Regions from separate parts of the Homo sapiens genome. Here region 1 is linked to region 2. Evidence: read pairs that join two places in POLR2A ChIA-PET (ENCODE). Cell type or tissue: A673. All regions are shown on one strand. Links, peaks and the distances in the headings refer to the core of each region. The heading gives the core; the rest is flanking DNA.

Region 1 (4,000 bases), core at 1-4,000, 850 kb after region 2:
AGAAAATGTCTGCCAGCCTTTCACATAAGACAGGGAAGAGATAACCTTATAAAATTCTTTTGAATAAACACAAAAAGAAAGCTATTGCACCAATTATTGGTTTAATTCAACTTTTAAAAAGTCTATTTGAAATGATTAAGCATGATTACTAACATAAAGATAGGGCATACAATAATCAAAATACATTAAAGCAAAGGCTGAAGACAGCTGGAGGAAGGGATCAGATGGAAGCCATGCATTAGAGTATCTTTGTAAAAACCCAAAGGACAGCTTAAGATCAGTACTTGAATATGACATCAAAGGAAGTCTGTTGCCTGATGGTTGCCCTCCCTTTCTTCTAACCACAAAACTTTCTTGATGTGGGAGGAAAAGGGTCAACCTGACAATCACCAAAAAACAAGGTCACAAAAGAAGGTAAGGCATTTATAGAAATAGCAATCTTTGGCTTTGTAAATAGGAAAAGTTACAAATCAAGACTAATGCCAGCCTGGCAGAGAAAACAAATGCATTATTTATACTTGGAAGGGTAATTGAGGAATGCAATCTGAATTATACTCCTCTAATGGAGAAGATCATTTCTACCTTTGTGACATATCTAGAATTCATTTTAAAAGGCAATGAAAGAAATTAGCTTTCATGACCTATATCACCTCCCAAAGGCCCGCCTCATCTCTTAACACTATTGCATTGATGGCTGAGTTTCAACACATGAATTTTGGGAGGAAACAAACATTCAGATCTTTGCAGCACTTATTTGCCAAAAATCAAAGAAATACCAAAAAGTTGATTAATGTAACATAACCATGTTCACAACACCCCTTTATTAATAAATGTTAATATTTTATCATTCTGCTTCCTGGTTTTTTATATAAAAAGTACAACCTTAGAGATAAAGAATATAATTCCTTGCTACCTCTCTCTTCCTTCCCAGAGCTAGACATTCATAAATCTGATTTATGTTTTTTTTACTATACTATACACATTTCTCTGAACAATATATTGTGGCTTTATGTGTCCTTAAAATTCCACTGCTTTGAAACTGCTTTAATTCTGAAACTTGATCTTCTTTTCCTTAATATTGTATTTTCAATACATATATCATGTTAATATGTAGAGATTTAGTTAAAATTATGTGCAGTTGAATATTCTACTTTATTAATATATCAGAGTTCTCTCACACATTTCCTAATGATAGAAATTCACTTCCAAAATAACTAAGAGTATAATTGGATTATTTGTAACACAAAGAATAAATGCTTGAGTGGATGAATATACCATTTTCCATGATGTGATTATTAAGTATTACATGCCTGTATGAAAACATCTCATATAACCCATAAATATACATACCTATTATGTATCCGCAAAAATTAAAAATAAAAAGAGAAAAACAGAAATTTGTTCCCAATAATGTTGGAGTATATATTCTCATACACACATCTTACACAAGTGCAGGAGTTTTTCTGGGAACAAACAGTGTGTGAACATCCCTTTTTCCCCTATCCTAACCAGCACTTGGTACACACCAGACTTTTGGATCTTGCACTTTTAAGTGTGAGACACTATCTGGTTTTGCTGATTTAAATTATCCTATTAGTATGGATCATGTGACCTAAGAATGAGTATGAGCTTTTTTGTATACATTTATTGGCCATTAATGTCATTAAACTTTGCATTTCTTTTCTATTGGGTGCTTTGTCTTTTGCTTACTGATTTGTATGAGTTTGTATATACTATGGATAATAACCTTTTATGTCTTACATATATTATAAAACTATTTTCCCAGATGTGAATTGTCTTTTGTCTCAGTTTATAGTATCATTTTCCCCCTGCAGGAATTCTTTGCTTAGAGGGAATAAAGCTGAGTCATTTCCTTTCAGAGTTGTATTTCTCAGGTTCTAAGAAATATTTTTCCATACTAAGGTTATACAGACATCAGAAAATCAGTTCTACTAGTACACTTAAAATTTGATTACACATCTAGGTCTTTAACATATCTGGACTTCATTTCTCCATATGATGAGATTAAAAAAAACCTAATTTTTTATATGGAAAGCCTACCATCCTTGCACCTTTATTGAAATGTCCCCTCCCCTCCACTCTATTTTCTTTCTTTCTTTTTTTTTTTTTTTTTTTTGAGAAAGGGTCTCAGTCTGTTGTCCAGGCTGGAGGTGTGATCACAACGCACTGCAGCCTTGACCTCACAGTCTCAGGTGATTCCCACACCTCAAGTCTCCCTGGTAGCTGGGACTACAGGCATGCACCACCACACCTGGTTACTTTTTTGTATTTTTTGTACAGACAGGGTTTCTCTATGTTGCCCGGGTTGCTGTCGAACACTTGGGCTCAAATGATCCACCCACCTTGCCTTCCCAAAGTGCTGGAATTACAGGCGTGAGCCACTATGCCTGGCCACTCTATTTTATTGACTATAGCACAACCACAATTATATCCCAAGTTCCCATACACAAGTGGGTCTCATTATTAGCACTTTTCTCTGTTCCAGTAATTTGTTTGTACCTATAAAAATACAAAATGATTTAACTTATTGCTGTGGTGTGAATGTTTGCTTCTCCCTAAAATTCATGTAACACCAAAGGTGAATGGTATTAAGAAGTGGGGCTTTTGGGAGGTGATGGAGGGCTCTACCCTAATAAACAGGATAAATATCCTTACAAAAGAGGCTTCAGAGAGCTTGTGTTGCCCCTTCTGTCACGTGAGGATGCATAGAAGGTGCCATGCATGAGGAACAGGCCCTCACCAGACAGTGAATCTTCTGGTGCCTTGATGCTGAACTCTCAGCTTACAGAATTGTGAGCAATAAATTTCTGTCATTTATAAATTACCCAGTCTCAGTATTTTGTTGTAGCAGCACAGACTAAGACACTAACCCATTAAGTATCTTTTCCAAGAGTCTTATAGTTATTACAGGGCAAAGATTAAACCCAAATCATCTAACTCCAAGCCTCTTCCTACTGAGCCAGTAAGAAAATACTGCATTTGAAATATAGCCACAAAGCACCATAGGAAATTATCAATTAATTTCACTAGGGGTGAAAACATCGTTAGGTATCTCCCCCACACCCTTATGAAAGTGAAGCCTACCACAGAAGATGGAATAGAATGACTGGTATTAGTTTCAGTATTTAGTATCTACCTTTAATTATATAACCTGTAAGGTCCTTTTCATTAGTGACAAGTGAGGACATAAATCCACTAAACCATCACTCAGGCTCTAAATTCACATTTGTCCTGACCATATTTCACTCTCTACCTTAATCTTCTCATGTTTGTGTCCTCCTCTGTATACTAAATAAAGTACACAGTCGGAGTTCTATCCCACATCTTAGTTACCATGAAAACCAAATAATTACCAGAATCTGATTGTCTCTACATCACAAGACACAAAAGCCTTTTAAAACCAGTGGCTCTAAACCTTTTTGGGTAATGGTCCAAAGACTTAATAAATGTTATGGGCCCACTCATAAGATAAAAATTGATTTTACATAAAATTTCTGAGCATTTATGACCCTTCTGAAGACAATAAATAAATAAATAGACTCTCAAGTTAAGAACCTCTATTTGTGGTTGAGGGGGGAGCGTTGAAGAAGAAATATATAGAAAGCTTTTCCTTAAAACAAATTACTCTATGAAGTGATCCTTTTACTGTGACACCTATATGTGCTTCTTCCCTTTTCTTTCCCTTTCATGAACCAGCAGCAAACCTGCTAGCCAAGGAAAGATGAATGAATTCCCTTCACAGCTCTTCAATGTACTCATCAAAGGTAACACAGGTGAATAATGCAACCCCATTCCTATTCTTCTCACCAGGAAGTGAGTAAATTACTTTCACATACCATAAAGTCATCAACTTTTGACATATTTTACTTTATAAATGTATCAATTATATACCAAAGATGACTTGAGAAACCAGTGTTTGCATATCATCTAGAAACCAAATGCCTTTAGAGGGTAGGCACATAAAGCAATTGTTTATTAA
Region 2 (17,724 bases), core at 6,376-10,375:
GTGTCTATGTCTAAATCATTACTATGGCTATTCAATGTATTGTCTATGATACTTGAAAAAATTCACTACTGGCAGTGAGTAGCAATAAACATATTTCTAAAGCAAAAGCAAAAGGTTTATTCAAGACTACCCTGAAATCTGCAATTAGAATATTACAGATGTGAATTTTTTATTTATGGTGGATGACTTCAAAACAGCCTCTTGGAAGTGGGAGTATTAGAAGGAAAATTTTAACAGGTAGGATTTCTAAAGAGTTAAGTCTCATTTTCATATCTAATTACTTAGATCTGCATTGAATCAGTTCATCATTGTTTATAATCCCTTACACAAAGCTGTTTATAATCCCTTACAAAGCCAAGAAAGTCTCCCAAAATATTTTTTTATTTTGCTAGAATTCCTTAGTAAAGGAAACCTTTTTAAATTATTTTTTTAGAAATGCTTTTTACTCAAAATGAACTGTATTCTCTGACTACTCAATGAATCTTATAGAAAGCAGCATTGGCATATATTTTCGTGACACATATATTTTGCTACAACAGCAATATATTGCAGTGACATAATTCTGGAAGAACAGCAAAATGTTGTTTTCTTGAAGACATTTTAGTCAAACACAAAGCATACTATCTTGAAAAATCTCAAGCAAGCACAAACTCAATGATGCCAGCGACTCTGTCATCCAATTTTAACTGACTTTCCCGTTAACTACTTAAACTGTAGAAATATTGAGGGAAATAAGGGCTAAAATACAGAATCCTGAAACGAATCAGTTTAGTATATAAACTAATACTCTACTGAAAGCCTCGTAAGGGAAACATAGTTTATGATCAGCAGAAATGGCCTGATGACAGAAAACACTTATAAGTAGCATAAAATTAGAATATGTTCTAGCTTAACTTCTCTCTCCTCTCAACTTTAAAAAATAAACTCTTATATTAATCTGACATTGCTTTTGAATAATTTTAGACATACGTACCCTTTTATGATAATATACTTTCATTGTCATAAACTAGAAGTGACCTCATAAATCATTCTGTCATTACAGGTACTTTCAGAAAGAATAATCTAATATCAGGTATGAAATTTTAAAACTTATTTTGGCAGATGCTCTCAATTTAGTTGGTTTACATCCAACATGTCCATTCAACATCTTAGAGGTATTTTTTCCAATTGCTACATGCTGGCTACTGCTTGGGAAGTGATGTTGCTCAAAAACAGAATTTCTGGGGTGGTAGACTGGTAGTACCTACTCTAAATTTTTTTCCTTCTAAAGTTAGTGCAGAACTCTGAGTCTGGATAATTCATTCACATGTAAAGGCAAACCCAAAATAGATTTTGAAGAAAAATCTTGGCCTTGCTTTCATCTTTCTGAGGGTGCATTTCCATGACAATGACCATCCAATCACAAGACGGTCTTGATCACGCTCTTAAAAAAAAATCCAACAATGGCCACCTCTCAAGTTACCAGTTTGATTTTAACCAACCACAGGTTGTGGTATAACAAAAAATAAATAAATATAATCATGCCTTGCTAAACGACAGGGATACATTCTGAGAAACGTGTCATTAGGTGATTTTGTCATTATACAAACATTATAGAATATACTTACTACAAACCCACATAGAATAGCCTATGACACACCTAGGCTATATGGTAGAACCCATTGCTACTAGGCTACAAAACTGTACAGCATGTTACTGTACTGAATCCTGTAGGCAGTTGTAACCAGTAAGTATTTGTGTATCTAAACAGGTGTAAAAACATAAAAGGTAGGCCAGGCGCGGTGGCTCACACCTGTAATCCCAGCACTTTGGGAAGCCGAGGCAGTGGATCTCTAGGTCAGGAGTTCAAGACCAGCCTGGCCAACAAAGTGAAATCCTGTCTCTACTAAAACTACAAAAATTAGCTGGGCACAGTGGCAGGTGCCTGTAATCCCAGCTACTCGGGAGGCTCAGGCAGGAGAATCATTTGAACCTGGGTGGCAGAGGTTGCAGTGAGCCAAGTTCATGCCACTGCACTCCAGCCTGGGTGACAGATTGAGACTCTGTCTCAAAAAAAAAAAAAAAAAAAAAAAAAAAAAAAAAAAAAAAAAACCAACCAAACAAAAAAAACCATAAAAGGTAAAATAAAAATATGGTATTAAAAAATGGTGTCCAGGCACGATGACTCAAGCCTGTAATCCCAGCACTTTGGGAGGCCAAAGCAGAAGAACTGCTTGAGCCCAGGAGTTTCAAGACCAGCCTAGAAAGACCCTGTCTCTACAATTTTCTTTTTTTTTTATTTAGCCAGGCATGGTGGCATCCTGAGTAGTTCCAGCTACTCAGAAGGCTGTGGTGGGAGGACCACCTGAGCCTGGGAGGTTTGAGGCTACAGTGAGCTATGATCATGCCACTGCACTCCATCTGGGGCAACAGAGCAAGACCCTGTCTCAAAAAGAAAAGAAAAAATGATATACCTGTATAGGGTCCTTACCATGTATGGTTGCTGCTCTTGGGGAGTCAGAGAGTGAGTGGTGAGTAAATGTGCTTACTGTGCTCTACTGCAGACTTTCTAAACACTGTATACTTAGGCTGCACTAAATTTATATAATTTTTTCCCTCATTCAATAATAAACTACCTTAGCTTACTATAACTTTTTTACTTTATCAGTTTTTAAATAACTTTTTGATATTTAGCTAAAAATATAAACACATTGTATAGCATACAAAAATATTTTCTTTATATGCTTATTCTATAAGCTTTTTTCTATTTCTAAAATTTTTAACTTTTTTGTTTTACTTTTTAAACTTGTCAAAAGCTAAGACATAAACACAGAGGGTCTACACAGGGTCAGGAACATCAACGTCATTGTCTTCCACCTCCACATCCTGTCCCACTGGAAGTTCTCAGGGGCAATAACACACAGGGAAGTATCCTCTCCTATGATAACAATGCCTTTTTCTGGAACACCTCCTGAAAGACCTGCCTGAGGCTGTTCTGTTTAGCTTTTTTTTTTTAATAATCAGAAAACACTCTAAAATAATAATAACTAGTGTAGTAAATACATAAACCAGTAACACAGTCATTTATCATCATTATCAAGTATTATGTACCGTAAATAATTGTATGTACTATGCTTTTCCACAGCTGGCAGTACAGTGGGTTTGTTTACACCAGCATCACTGAGTAATGTGTTGCACTATGACGGTGACAATGTTACTGGATGATAGAATTTGTTAGCCCCATCATAATCTTATGGAACCACCATCATAAATGAGGCCAGTGGCTTATGTGGAACATTACTGTATTTGGTCTTTGTCCCCAGGTTCCTGGCACAGACTTCCTAAAACACTGGAATCTCGTGAGTGATAAAGAGCGTCTTTTGTATTCTCATGAGATGACTCAAAGCTGCGGAGGGAGGGAGGTGCCTCGAGAGCTTCTAGATGGGGTCTAGCCACCAGAAAGATCCAGCCAGGATTAAAAGGTTGGAACTTTCAGCCCCACCCGACAGTCCACTTCTCAAGAGGGGAGGGGACAGCAGATAGAGTTAAATCACTAAGGCCTAGGCCTCGCGCAGTGGCTGACTCTTGTAATCCCAGCACTTTGTGAGGCTGAGGTTGGACTGATTACTTGAATCAGGAGTTCAAGACCAGCCTAGCCAAAATGGTGAAACCCCATCTCTACTAAAAATACAAAAATTATCCAGGCGTGGTGGCATGCACCTGCAGTCCCAGCTACTTGGGAGGCTGAGGCAGGAGAATTGCTTGAACCCGGGAGGCAGAGGTTGCAGTGAGCTGAGATTGCTCCACTGCACTCTAGCCTGGGTGACAGAGTGATACTCTGTCTCAAAAACAAACAAACAAACAAACAAAAATCACCAAGGGCTAATGATTTAATCAATCATGCATAGGTAATGAACCTCCAAGAAAAACCCTTAAATGTCGAAGTTCTGAAAGTTTCCAGGGTGATGAACACACTATGCGTCTGCGAAGGTGGTGCACCCAGAGAGGGCATGGAAGCTTGTTGGCACCACCCCTGAATCCCCCAACCTACCACCCCTGAGTCCCCCATACCTTGCCCTCTGCCTCTCTTCCATTGGGCTGTTCCTGAGTTATATCCTTTATAATAAACTGGTTAAGTGTAAGAAAAGTGTTTTCCTGAGTCCCCTGCGCAGTTCTAGTGAACTCTCAAACCTGAGGAGGCGGTCATGGGAAACCCCAAATTTGCAGTCAAGGTGGACAAAAGTACAGGTGGTCTGGGGACCTGGGACTTACAACAGAGCTCTTAAATCTGTGGAGTCTGAGGCTAACTCTGAGAAGTTAGTGTCAAAATTGAATGGAATTGTTGGACACTCAACTGGTGTTGGAGAACCAGAGAACACCTCTAGTGAAGGAAATAAAAGCATTTCACTCCAGAATATGCTTCTTTGACATGTTTTGAGATGGCTGTTCAGAGGGCTTGCAAACAGAAGTACCCCTGCAAAGCTGTCTTTCATGGGGGAGTTTTGCATCAATCCAGCCAGGTCTTCCCTTGTCCTGATCTAGGAAAGATTTAACTGAGAGTCGGACACCTTTAAAGATCTGAAAGAAGCATTTACCACCTATCCTCTCTGATGGCTGCCACCTATCAGGTTTCATCTGTATAACAAGACTACCTTCACAAGCCAGGCCTCCTCCTCTTCTTTCCTTCCCCATAATCTATCTTGCCACTGTAATCTTGATTTTTGGCCATGCCCTGAGCCCCATTCTTTCCGTGACCTCAAGATGGTATAGAAGCTTCTGCACCCCATTGTAGGCTTGGGTAAACACTTCATGGTCTCCCAAACACTTGGGTTCTCCTCATGAATGTTAAAAAAAAATTGTATGCTTCTCTCTTATTAATCTGCCTTTTATGAGTTCATTTTTCAGTGAAGCTTCAGAGGGTGAAGGGGAAGTTTTTCCTTAGCCCCTAGAGAGTTAAGGACTAGGAAGGGCTTTGTTATCAAAGGGACTGGCGTGTGCTCTACTCATTAAGAGGAAGAAATATGGGAAGGAGTCCCTTTTTAACACCGACCATGAAGTAGTTCTGCATCAGTCATACAACTAAGAGCAGCATGCAATTTACTGTCCCATTTTTCATGCCAATTTATATGTTCCCTGGTCTGGACTTTCCATTTTTAAATAGTATATCGTAATTTCTTTAATAAGTGCAATGATGAGAAAATATAATAGCATATGGATGATCTCAGCCTCCTTCCTCATGCTGCCTCCTAAGGGAACTCTGGGTTTGTTTCCTTTTCCTGGTTCTGAGCTTATGAACACAGGTGTGGGAAATGAATTAGGGGGAGAAGTGGAAAAAGAAATATAGTGAGAGAAGAAATAGAAGAAAATAAACCTAAAAGGAAAGAAGGGGAAAAGGTAAGGACATGAGGAGATACACTGACTGGATATGGGAAGGGTTTCAAAAAGGAGAAAGAGTTTGGGGAAGTAGCTGAGAGACATGTAAAAGGTCAGAGAGATGGAGAAAGAGGATTTTAAAGTTTTATCAAATATATGGCATTTATTACCCCCTTGGATGTTTTCTGAAAGGTGAAGTAAATATTTATTTTCAATTATTTTCTCTGATATACTTATTTCTTTGAATGTGACTTAATCCTGGGACTGGACCAAGGCATGGCTGGTTATACACAGGTGACACACGTGTACTTTTCTGAAGATGCCTTAAAGGTGGAGCATGTATGAATGAATGAATGAATGAATGAGAAACAAACTTCAATCCGGGAAAGATGAAGCAGGCTAATTATAAGTTATCTATGTCAAATTTCATAAATTGATATAAACCTTGAATCAGACCATGTTACATAGACTTTTAGGCTAATTTCTCAAGCAAAGTCGCTTTACACACATACAATGAGAGAAATCAAACTTCACTCAACATTTATCTAATTTAAAGAATAATGTAAGGTATTTTGTGAGGAGATAACTACCCCAAGACCTAACAATTCCCCACTGCTTGAACACTTTGCCCCAAATGGAGAGCTGGAATTTCCTATCATAAATGTTTCTTCATACTTAATATGTCACCTGGCACACACAGGTGCAACCAACTTCCTAATATGAAATTAACTAAGTTATCAAGCACCCTCTCCAGTAGCAGACTTTACCAAGAAAGTTTTGCTTTGATTTTACTACGTGTTCTTTTTTATTTTTTAGTAGTTGTTGATAAAAGGCAAGGTAATTTCTCATAGATGTGTACTTGTTTATGTGGTTTTAAATGTTCTGCTCCCAGGCATTCCTTTTAATTTCAATACAGTTTCTAAAACTCTCTTGAACATTTGTAATGTTGGAATAATAGTCATCCAAATTTCCTGTGGATTTCCATACTCCTGCATTAAGCCATAAGAAAACTCAGCTGGACTTTATTTTGGCTGAGTTAAAGGCGGTTTTGAAGAAAACCAAAATGGAATGATAACAATATTTTATCAGATGGGGGAAAATAAATATGTTTTTAACTATTACTGAGACTCTGCAGGGAGTATATCAGCTACAGTTCAAACAAAAGCCAAATCAGGGAAAATTTCATTGCTGTTTGTATGGATTAGACCAAAGAATCTTCAATCTTTAATCATCTACATCAAAGGGTCCCTTAAAAAGAGGGGCTCAATATTTTAACGCATGTATACATTACAACTTCACAATGGCATCAGCAAAAATGAAAATTCATATTTACCAACCATTATGTCCCTGGCATGACAACTATACATTTTTTAAAGTGCTCTTTATTCATAAATTAATTTTTCTATATTCAGATACTGTTTTAGTGGAGTTGTGGTATTAAACACTAAATTGAGTTTTCTGAATTCTACATAAAGCTGTCACAATATTAAAAATTCTAAAACAGTTTAAGATGAAAATATAATTACCTAAACTAATGAAAGAATTTGTACCTTTTCCATTTTGTTTCCAAGAAGCGTAAATCATAGAATCTCAAGTAGGAAAGTTCTTTAAAGGTTATCTTGTCAAATCATCCATTCAATGATGGAATTAACTATGATATTTACAGTGACATGTACAGTGTCTAAAAACTCACTGAGACTCAAAGCATGTCATTCTCCTTTTTAAAAGCTTTAAATCCAGTGCCTAGTACAGTGCCTGACATACTACAGAAAACTGCAGTAGATTTCAATGGCCTCCCTACAATCTATTCCTTATTCTGTAATACCAGATCTGGGTAGGACTCATCCTAGCTCCAGGAAGGACATCTTTATGTGGGCCTGTCCAATCAAAGCACTGAGTCTCTGCCTCTGCCAGTGGCAGCCACTACTCCAAAACCTAGCACCGGCTCTAAGTTGGTCCAATCCCTGTGAGTCTCAGGACTTGTGAGACCTAATAGCAAGCATTTGCTTTGCCTGCTGTTGCATAATAGAGATTCTGACTTAGCAGCATTTATCAAGTAAAGCCTGAAAAAGGAAGCTAAAAGAAAGGAAGGATTTAGATACAGACAAACTGAGTCATAATGACATTATTTGAGTCCCAAATCCAGGCATTCCTGATGTCAAATCTTATCTGGGACTTTTTACTTATGTGAACCAGAAACTCCATATTCCTTTTTTTTTTTCTCCTAAGGTAGTCTGATCTGTTTTCTGTTACTTGACCTAGAAAGGGGAAAGAGCTTCCTGACTATTACAGGAATTTGCGTAAGTAAGGTTGCTCCATGCCAACAACACAAAAATGTGGATTGGCTGAGCTGGGTTTGGATGATACTTGGAAACTTAGCAGTCTTTATCACATGAAAATAACATGGATAGCTGTTGTATCTTAAGATTAGATTGTGTGCCTATCAAGGCTGCATTATTGGGGAACTCAGGAAATTTTAAAGATTCTGGAATAAGTGTTCTACCTCTTTTAGCCTGAGAAAAGAAAAGAACTTTTATCTGGGAAATATACATCCTTTTAAATTATCAGGCTGCAGAGACACTAAAATGAGACTGCAATCACATCTTACTTCCCGCTGGAGCTATGTATTCATCTCCAGAACCAGCCTGCTATTGCCACAAGCAGCTATAAATTAATCTAATAATGCCACACCAGACACTATAACTTAATGCATAGCCAATCACTAATCAATGCTATTTCTGTAAGCCAACAAGAATTCCTGGCACATCACTTTGTATCAGCCCACTTCCTATCTCTTTTTTGCCTTTAAAAATCAACTTGTAACTGCTGCTAATCAGAGTGTATATTCAGGGCATCTTCAATCTATGCTCCTGGGCTACAATCCTCAAGTTTGGCTCAAATCAACTCTACCTGCATTAATTTTGCCTCAGCTTCTTCCTTTTAGGTCAGCAAGACTTCAGTGAGGTCTTAAAAGAAACACGCAAGCTTGAGATATCATTGGTCTGCTAAAGTAGAGTGAGATGAAAGCACAACTCTGCTAAGAGAAAACCTCTGTCTGTGGCTTGCAGCAGCTGAGAGTCTGGTGACCCTGGTTAAATAACAACCTCTTAAGACCTCAGTAGCTCACCTCTACCAAGAAGTTAGCTTAGGTTGTTTTTAAGATATTTTCCATCCCTAAATGTCTATAACAATAAACAACTAAGTAAATAAATGAATCTAGATCATATGGGGATTATCTGATGAACAAAAATCTTCCGTTTTTTTAATCAAACTTTAAAGAATTTTCTTTTACCTACAAGGGATTAATTATACTATGTTCACATGTATTTAATAAGTATTATTTACATTTTAAAGTCACTTTAGTTTTCTCTAGTGATGATTTCAGACACACAAATAATTGTATCATGAGAACTTTTTATGGTTAAAACCAAATATTTGTTTTTATTAAAACAAAAACAAAAATAAGCTGCCCACATATTTCTGTTAATACTCTTCCACTGTGTATGAAAGTACATCTTATTTTTAAAGATCATTTTGTCACGTCTTAATAATCCTACCGACCAAATGTTTTTGCAAGCATTACGATTTTAAAAAAATAATAAAAGCTTTGCAGTTTAACATGACAATTTTTTTAAATTCTATTATTATTTCTCAGAGGAAACAACACTGTAGAATCAACAAAAAGGAAGGAAGAGACAAAGGGAAGAAGGGCCTTACTTAAGCTAGTGTTAACTTTATAATTTCTCTGCAGTTAGAAGTTAGGGGCAAAACTGAGTTTTGGGGGAGTGAGAGGAGGTCAGGGATATGTCTTAAAGCTGCACCAGCTAAGCAACCTGACTCCTTTTATTAGAACTGCATGTTTATTTGGGGTGGCCTGTGGAACGTGCTGATGGCAATGGCACAGGTGAATGGAGAGAGAAGCCACAGCCCCCAAAGCACCCCTTGCCACCACCCTGATTGAAACAAGACATCAGCCTCATTTATTCCCTCCCCCTGTCCCTCCCCCTCCCCCCCTCCCTTTCCTTTCCTTTTCTTTTGACAGAATCTTGCTCTGTTGCCTAGACTGGAGTGCAGTGGTGTGATCTCAGCTCACTGCAACTTCTGCCTCCCAATTCTCCTGCCTCAGCTTCCCGAGTAGCTGGGATTACAGGAGCCTGTCACACCTCGCTAATTTTTGTATTTTTAGTACAGACAGGGTTTCACCATGAGGCCAGGCTGGTCTCAAACTCCTGACTTCAAGTAATGCACCTACCTCAGCCTCCCATAGTCCTGGGATTACAGGTGTGAGCCACCAAGCCCGGCCAGCCCCATTATTTCCAAGAGTTTTAGCTGTCTGCCTACTCAACTGTTTTATGTTTGATCTTCATAATAAGCAAATTTATCTGTCCTGGTTTCCACTTTTTTCTTAATTTCTCATTTTCTCTTTAATGAGGTTAAACTATGCAAATCACTTACAATTTATGACTTCAAATTCACAAATTTCTAGTGCCAATAGTTTCACTCTGCGGCAACACAAACTGGAGCAGAAGTTTTATTTTGAAGATATGTTTCATTAAGCATGATTTCTGGAAGTTGAAAAATAACTTACATAATATGCAAGAAAGAAAACTATTCTGAAGTTCCAGAGAGAAACTGAAACGATTTGGTGGGCAGAACACATGGCAGGGGAGAAAGGAGGTCTGGAGACCATGCCATGCTGTGACACAACAGTGTGGCGATGTCCCACAGACCTGAAATCTGGAGCAGCCGAGGCTGCAGAAAATAACAAGGTGGCTGAGAGATCCAGCGGTTCCTCCTGTGTCCTGCCAAAGAACATCCACTTTGTAGCAGCACTTCCCCAGGAGCTAAGCTTGGTGCTGAGTTTCACTGTAACTGGCTGTGAATTCTGAACAGCCCACCAGCCAAAGCTGATATAAAACTGTGATCTTTGAGCATCCTTGGTATGCTAGGCCCTTAAGGGCCCTAAGTGAAGGCTCTTCACTGCCCCATGACAAATGGGACTAGTTAAAACCAATCATTTGTGGCCTTATGGACTCATTTCCTCTATCCAGGCTGCAAACTTCATTTCCCCTATCCAGGGTACAAACTTCAATCTCTAAGTAGCATTACCAATGAACATGTGTGTGTCCTCTTGCCTGGCAAATAATAAAATAATTTACTGCTTGTTTTGTTCATCCCTTAAGTAGTTAAAAGAGAGTAAAGTATTTGGGGGCTCCCTAGCAGGGGGATAAAAGCAACCAAAATTTGACCTGGGTAGGGTTAGGCAGGTTTAGCGCACAAAATGTCAAAGTGGCAGAGAGCCTCCTAAAAATTATTATAGCCATCACTCAAGAGGAAATTGTCCAGACACATGATCAAGAGATTGACTGTCATGGAAGAAACCTGAAATGATTCCCTAGTGCCTTTGAAATTATTGGTAGAAATTTTGTAGATTTGGATTAATTATTTTTTTTTATTTTTAGGTGAAGATTTTAACTGTCAATCAAAAGGGAGATACGGAAGAAGTATAGAGCAGATAACACTGTGAAAGAATTGACGCAAACAAGCCCAGTGTGGCGGCTCATGTCTGTAATATGTTCTTCCGAAACAAATTCTGTCAACTCCATCACAAATGAGTCTGTGGAAGAACCAATGCTGAAAGCATCTCAGTAAACAAATATGGCCCAATAAACTCAAGTTTCTAATGGGCAGGCATATAGGGGATGGCGAGAAGGCACATAATAGAGCTCAAACGAAAGCAAAAAGCAAATGACAGAAGTCTATAGGAACAGGCATAGAAAGTGAAAGCTCAGCATATGCAGAAGTTTGTAAACAATGCAAAGGAAAACTAACGAGAAAATTATAGGGATGTTGAGAGGCTGAAGAGGCAAGAAGCAATAGGCCCACTGGGTGAAGTTAAGCTGTAAGAGAGAGAAAACAGGTCTAGTCCAATCCTATTTTTAGCTTTAGCAAAGAGAATAGGCAAAAAATTAAAAAGGATGACATATCCATGGCTAAGAAGAAAGTGAAATCCAGGATGAAGTCTCTAGTCCTGTCAAAGCAACCCTCTGAGTTGCAGTACCATTACCAGTAATCTCAAAAGAATCACTGAGAAAGAAAATTGGAAGTAGGAAAAAAAAAAAACAAACAAACCTGGTTTTCAAAAGAAATAAAAAATTTGGAAATGACACACCGAGTAGCTTGATATCAACTGTCAGAAAAATAAACTGATAGCTCATTAATCATTTGTGATTACCTGAAGATAAATTATTGACTTCTAGGAACCACTATAGGTACACTAAAATGAGTGACTCTAAATGAACATAATTATCTTTTTTGGTTGGGCTAGATTTGGCATATTGATGGGCCAGTCACAGGAGGTAGTATAGAAAGATTTCACTAAGGCCCCTGAAAATGTCACTACTTTTCTTAAGGTAAGATGGAAACAGCTGGACTAGAGAATTCGGTTAACTTAGAGGAAACTGATTTATAGCAAACTGAAATACTTAACGATAACTATTTCATGTACTGACAGTACTAATATGCCATAATGCATAAAGCTTTCCAATTCAGCCTTTTAATCAACTACTTGGATAAGAACATAACACATGCTATTCAAGTTGCATATCTGACGCAATCTAGGGAGGGCAGAAAATATGTTCAATGTTAAAAATCAGGCTTCAAAATTCCTGGAAAATAGAATAATAGACAGAAAACAAACAAGACAAAATTCCAATTCAGATGGAAAAACACTTTTCCCCCCTCACTATGAGCATAATTTCTGTCAACAAAATAATGAAATGTGGTGTTTATTAATAAAAGTAAAGGATAAGTATATATATCTATACACACACACACACACACACATACACACACACACACACACACACATATATATATATATATAAAATATATAGAGAGAGACACAGGGCCTCACTTTGTCACCCAATCTGGAGTGCAGTGCCATGATTAAAGCTCACTGCAGCCTTGACTTCTCAGGCTCAAGCAATCCTCCCACCTCAGTACCCCAACCCCTAGGCCCCTGCCAGTAACTGGGACTACAGGCACTCACCACCATGCCTGGTAATTTAAAAAAATTTTTTGTAGACACAAGGTCTCACTATGTTGCCCAGGCTGGTCTTGAGCTTCTGGCCTCAAACAATCCTTCCACCTCAGCCTTCCAAAGTGCTGGGATTACAGGTGTAAGCCACCTTGCCTGGCCTAATATTCTTATATTTGCATTAATCAGGTCATATCAAGATGGCAAAGAATCTGAAAACTCCATCTTAGGTGGAGAGATTTAGAAACTTATGATACTCATCCTGGAAAAGGTTCAGGGATGGAAAGGTACGATACTCATCCTGGAAAAGGTTCATGATGTTGTCTTTAAACACATGCAATGATAATATATGAAAGATGGATTTGATTTATTCTGTATGGATTCGAAGTAACAAGGAATAAATAGAATAAGCTGAAAGGAAATAAAATTTAACCAAAAATTTAAAAACAACTTCCCTCTAACAAGAGTTTTTCAAGCAAGAAATAAGCAGCCTTGAGGGTCCTTGAGACATTGTTATAGCTCGAAAAGTTCAAGTCCAGGCTGAAAACATTCTATTTGTCAAAGGCAGTAGATATTCCAAACCTAGCATGGTAGCCCACACGACCTCCATATTTCGACTAAAAGATTTTATAATTCTGAAATTAGGCATGATGCCTGTATTAAGGAGGTTAAGTGGAAGAAGAAAAATATCAAGTTAACATGAACCTGACACTTAGAAAAGAAAATGCTGTGTTTTCTTTCTAATCTCTCAATTACTTCTTCTAGGATTCCAGGGCATTGTCTGATTACTATATTACCTGGTGCTTCTATACTCTTAGAGGGGGACGTTAGTTCCTCATATGATATGACTATACAGCTAAAGCCACTGTGAAACAGTGCACTAAATTAGAATTTTGAATGCAGGAAAAGAAATTTACTAGTTGTTATCAGATCTACACAGACATAACCACTTCACCGCAGGTTGTTTACTTGAGAAAACACAGGAACATCTTTGCTAGTGGCTTCCTTTGCTGGAGAGGATGCTGCAGCACACCCAACTATTCTCAACAAACACAACGTATATCAAGTTCCTACACCGATGTCACTGCTTACAGCATTAAGATTAGCATCCTTCATTTAAAACAGATATGAATGATTGGTCCTCACTTAAAACAGGATAACTATACTAATACACTAATATATTAAAATCCAGTCACATAGTTTATTTTAAAAATTCCTATTAATAAGGAAAAACTTAATACCACCAAGGTGCTCTAACTCCTAGCATTGTACATCTGTCTCTTAAAATAATATGTAAAAGTTCTACTAAAAAAATTGAAACAGGAGCTCAAATACTTTTGGACATAGATTATAAAGAGGACATATTATAATAATTTGTTACCAATGGTTATAAAAATTTTTTATGGAAAAATGTCTAAACTTTAAAATTTTATTTTTAGAGATTAAAATTTTAAATATAAATTCTAAAATTTCTAAATTAATGTTTTCATCTAAGATATTACAATTAAAAAATTCTCTTATGGAAGAGAATGTTCTAATTATTTTTACATTCTATTTAAAGGGCACTATGGAGGTAGCAGTTAAGAATAAAGGCTTTGGAATTAGATACAAGTAGGAAGAGACCCTGGCTCCATTATTTGCTAGCTATGGAACTTGGGGAGTTATTAAACCACTCCAAGCCTGTTTCCTTGCCTATAAAAATGAGAAAACTAATACCATAGTGAGGTCATATTTGTAAATCTCCTGGCACAGCATGAGTGTGCAATCAGCAAAACAGAGCCCACAGTGCCACCAATCCGCACAAGTAAAACTAAAACACATTACAGGTCCTAGACAGCCAGCCTAGGTGCATGTATCCCAGTATGGCTCCTCTCCTGCCTTGCTTCTTTGCTAATATCCTCATGGCATTAAGTAACCACCAGTCTTCAAGTGGACATCCCTGAGGGATCCCTTTCTGATGCACCATCCTCATTAGCCAACAAGCATGCTCTAATGCCTCCTCTTCCTCTTCCATCTTCAAAAACTCACCATTCCTTGACTCTCACATCTTCCTCCTGCCAAGGCCTGAATATTTGGCTTCCCTTCCCAGCCGATTTCCCAAAAGAATTAGCTAGAAGCTTGGTCTCCACTCCCTTACCTCCTATTCACATCAAACTGGCTTCTCCCACCACTGTGCTGAAACTGCTTTTATCCAATCAATTATCAGTGACCTCCAAGTGTCAATCTTAATGGATACTTTGCAGTCCTCATCTTAATTTACCTCTCAGCTACTTGCAAACCTGCTGATCATTCGCTCCTTGAAATTCTCTCTTCTCTCAGCTGCAGTGATTCTATCTCTTCTGAGTTTCATCCTACTTCTCTTTCTGTACTAGACCACCAAATGTTGAAATTTCCTAATTCTGTTCCCATTCTTTAGTTCTGTTCTTTTTTCACTTTATATGCCCTGCCTATATGATGTCATCCTTTCCCATGGCTGAGGCCAACAACTCTGAAATTTCCATCTCAGTCCAGAACCTGTTTTCAATCCAGATTTACACATACCCAATTGTGTATTTAGTGGTTGTCTTGTAAGCATCTCAAACTTAACGTATTAAATTCTTGAGATACTCTCTCAAAACTGTTGTTTTTCTAGTTTTCCCATTCCAGATAATGGCACCTCCATCCATCTAGCTGTTCAATCCAAATTCCTAAACATGGCCAAGAAGGCCCTGCATGATCTGCCTCAGCCTACCTCTTAACATTGCCTGTGCATTTCTCCCAAAAAAGCACTGTGTTCAAGGAACATTGGCCATCTTGCAGATCCAGGAAGCTGCCAAGCTTTTTGTCACTTTAAGGACTTTTCATCCAAGGATTCTCCCTACCTAGAATATTCCCGTCCTTCCCTCTCTCCCTAGCCCTTCTCCTAAACACACAGATTACCTGGTGAACTCCTGCTTGTACCCAAGATCATTAAAAGTCATTAACACATGAGTATTAAATGACCTTTAAATGTCATTTTCTCCAAAGGTCCTTGAACATAACTTGTGTCTAAAGTGGATACTACTTTTGCACTTCTCTTTTATGATGTCTTGTTGCTTTCCCTCACAGCAAATACAGCCATTTATAATGACATATGGATTTGATGTTCTTCTTTAATGTCTGCTATGGTTTGAATGTTCCCTCCAAAACTCATGTTGAAATGTAATTGCCATTGTGACAGAATTAAGAGGTGGCACTGTTAAGAGGTGATTAGGCCAAGTGGGTTCCATCCTCATTAATGGATAAATGTTATTATTGTGGGAGCATGCTGGTTATTAGAAGAGTGCATTTTTATAAAAGTGAGTTTGGCCCTCTCTTGCTTGCTCACTCTCACTTTTTTTTTTTTTTTTTTTTTTTTTTTTGAGATGGAGTTTCACTCTTGTTGCCCAGGCTGGATTGCAATGGCGCAGGTCTCAGCTCACCACAACCTCTGCCTCCGGGGTTCACACAATTCTCCTGCCTCAGCTTCCAGATTACAGGTGTGCGCCACTACGCCCAGCTAATTTTGTATTTTTAGTAGAGACAGGGCTTCTCCATGTTGGTCAGGCTGATCTCAAACTCCTGACCTCAGGTGATCCGCCCGCCTGAGACTCCCAAAGTGCTGGGATTACAGGCATGGGTCACCGCGCCCAGCCCACTCTCACCCTTTCTTGCCCTCCCACCTTCCACCATGGGGTGATACAGCATGCAGGCCCTTGTCAGATGCTGGCACCATGCTCTTGGACTTCCCAGACTCCAGAACTGTGAGCCAAATAAATTTCTGTTCATTGTAAATTACCCAGTCTGTGACATTGTGTTAAAGCAACACAAAATGAACTAAGACAACGTATTTGTGAAAAGTATTCTCCATAAGGGCAAGGACCATATTTGTTTTGTTTACCAATCTACCGTCTGGGCTTAATAGGCACAGGCACATAAGGTCTCTCTGAGATGCAAGCAATGCATATGTTTCTCTTCATAACATAAAGAATATTACCTAAATTCTTACATTTAATTACATGAAAGAACTGAGAGAAGTCTTAAATATCTAGTTGCATCGGCTAATATAAAAACCAAAATGGTCATTATTCAAAATCACAGAAAGGTTTTCCTATGCATTAAAAACAAATAGGAAGAAGGAGGTAAAGATTACATATATTGGATTTGTAACCCAATTAATTTTGTAATTTTTCATTTTAAATGATTCATTAAAATAATGCGCTTTTTTTTTTTTTCTTTTAGAGACGGAGTCTTGCTCTGTCACCCAGGCTGGCGTGCAGTGGTGGAATCTTGGCTCACTCACTGCAACCTCTGCCTCCCAGGTTCAAGCAATTCTCCTGCCTCAGCCTCCCGAGTAGCTGGGACTACAGACACACACTGCCACGCCTGGCTAATTTTTTTTGTATTTTAGTGGAGATGGGGTTTCACTGTGTTGCCCAGCTGGTCTCGAACTCCTGAGGTCAGGCAATACACCCGCCTTGGCCTCCCAAAGTGCTAGGATTACAGGCGTGACCCACTGCGCTCAGCCAAAATAATGCCATTTCGTATAAAGTGTGCTTAAATATGAATACATGTGAGCTTACAACTAATTTTTATATTTTAAAAATCCATATACTCTTTTCAAAGAAAAATATGTTTGCATATGTATGTATGTGTGTGTATATACCTGTTTTTACATTTAAAATATATCTACCCTTATAAAATAAGAATATCGTTTATATAAACTTAGAGTTGTGGTTTAAAAAAATTAAATTTCTCTTATTGTCTAGTGACAGCAGTTGACTTGGCATAGTAGAAGAACTATCTCCCCGCCCATCCCCCTTAAAAGACAAAAAAAAAGATGTTGGAGCCATGGAAATGGAAATTGCTCAGTCCCCAGTGACCTTACCAGCATCTGCTGCAATTACCTTCTGAAAATAAAATAACCAAATTACTGTTCAGCTTTCTGCTGTGCTAACAAAATTAATCTGAAATATCAAAATTCATCTGCTTTATATTATGTATTATGTAACTTCTAAAACCAAAGCTCTTCTAGCTCTAAATCGTGAAGTACATGCACCACAGATGTCATAATCAACAGTAATATATTCTCACATACACAGGAAAAATTAATGGAATGATTAATAACTTCACTCAAATTATCCATGACAGTGATTTGATTTAAGTCACTCCACATATTCAAAAGTAAGATCAATCAATTTTATGTGTGGTTTGGTTTTTTAAAAAAATTGTTGGGTTTTTCTTGAGACAGAGTCTTGCTTTGTTGCTCAGGCTGGAACGACATGATCATAGCTCACTGTAACTTTCAATACCCGAGCTATCTTTTCACCTCCACT

What was found. ChIA-PET counts read pairs that join two places held together with the same protein. Peaks named below come from ENCODE experiments on the same cell type or tissue, not always from the same donor. Only the 100,000 strongest peaks of a DNase experiment are listed, where the experiment ranks them.
Region 1: POLR2A ChIA-PET joins it to region 2 with 6 read pairs; 2 of 35 experiments call an interaction of 5 or more read pairs at or near these places.

What each region holds. Positions count from the first base shown.
Region 1 is chr6:124,982,679-124,986,678 of GRCh38, reverse strand. The region is part of intron 1 of RNF217 (ring finger protein 217); the gene reads right to left. Among named protein-coding and RNA genes, the nearest start is that of RNF217-AS1, 22 kb to the right of the region's middle. In A673, for the core only: no CTCF peak of the experiment used is centred there; DNase peaks (open chromatin) are centred at 1,568 and 1,828; H3K4me3 peaks cover 290 bases; H3K27ac peaks cover 2,938 bases.
Region 2 is chr6:125,825,236-125,842,959 of GRCh38, reverse strand. The region is part of intron 2 of NCOA7 (nuclear receptor coactivator 7); the gene reads right to left. Among named protein-coding and RNA genes, the nearest start is that of NCOA7-AS1, 15 kb to the right of the region's middle. In A673, for the core only: no CTCF peak of the experiment used is centred there; no DNase peak of the experiment used is centred there.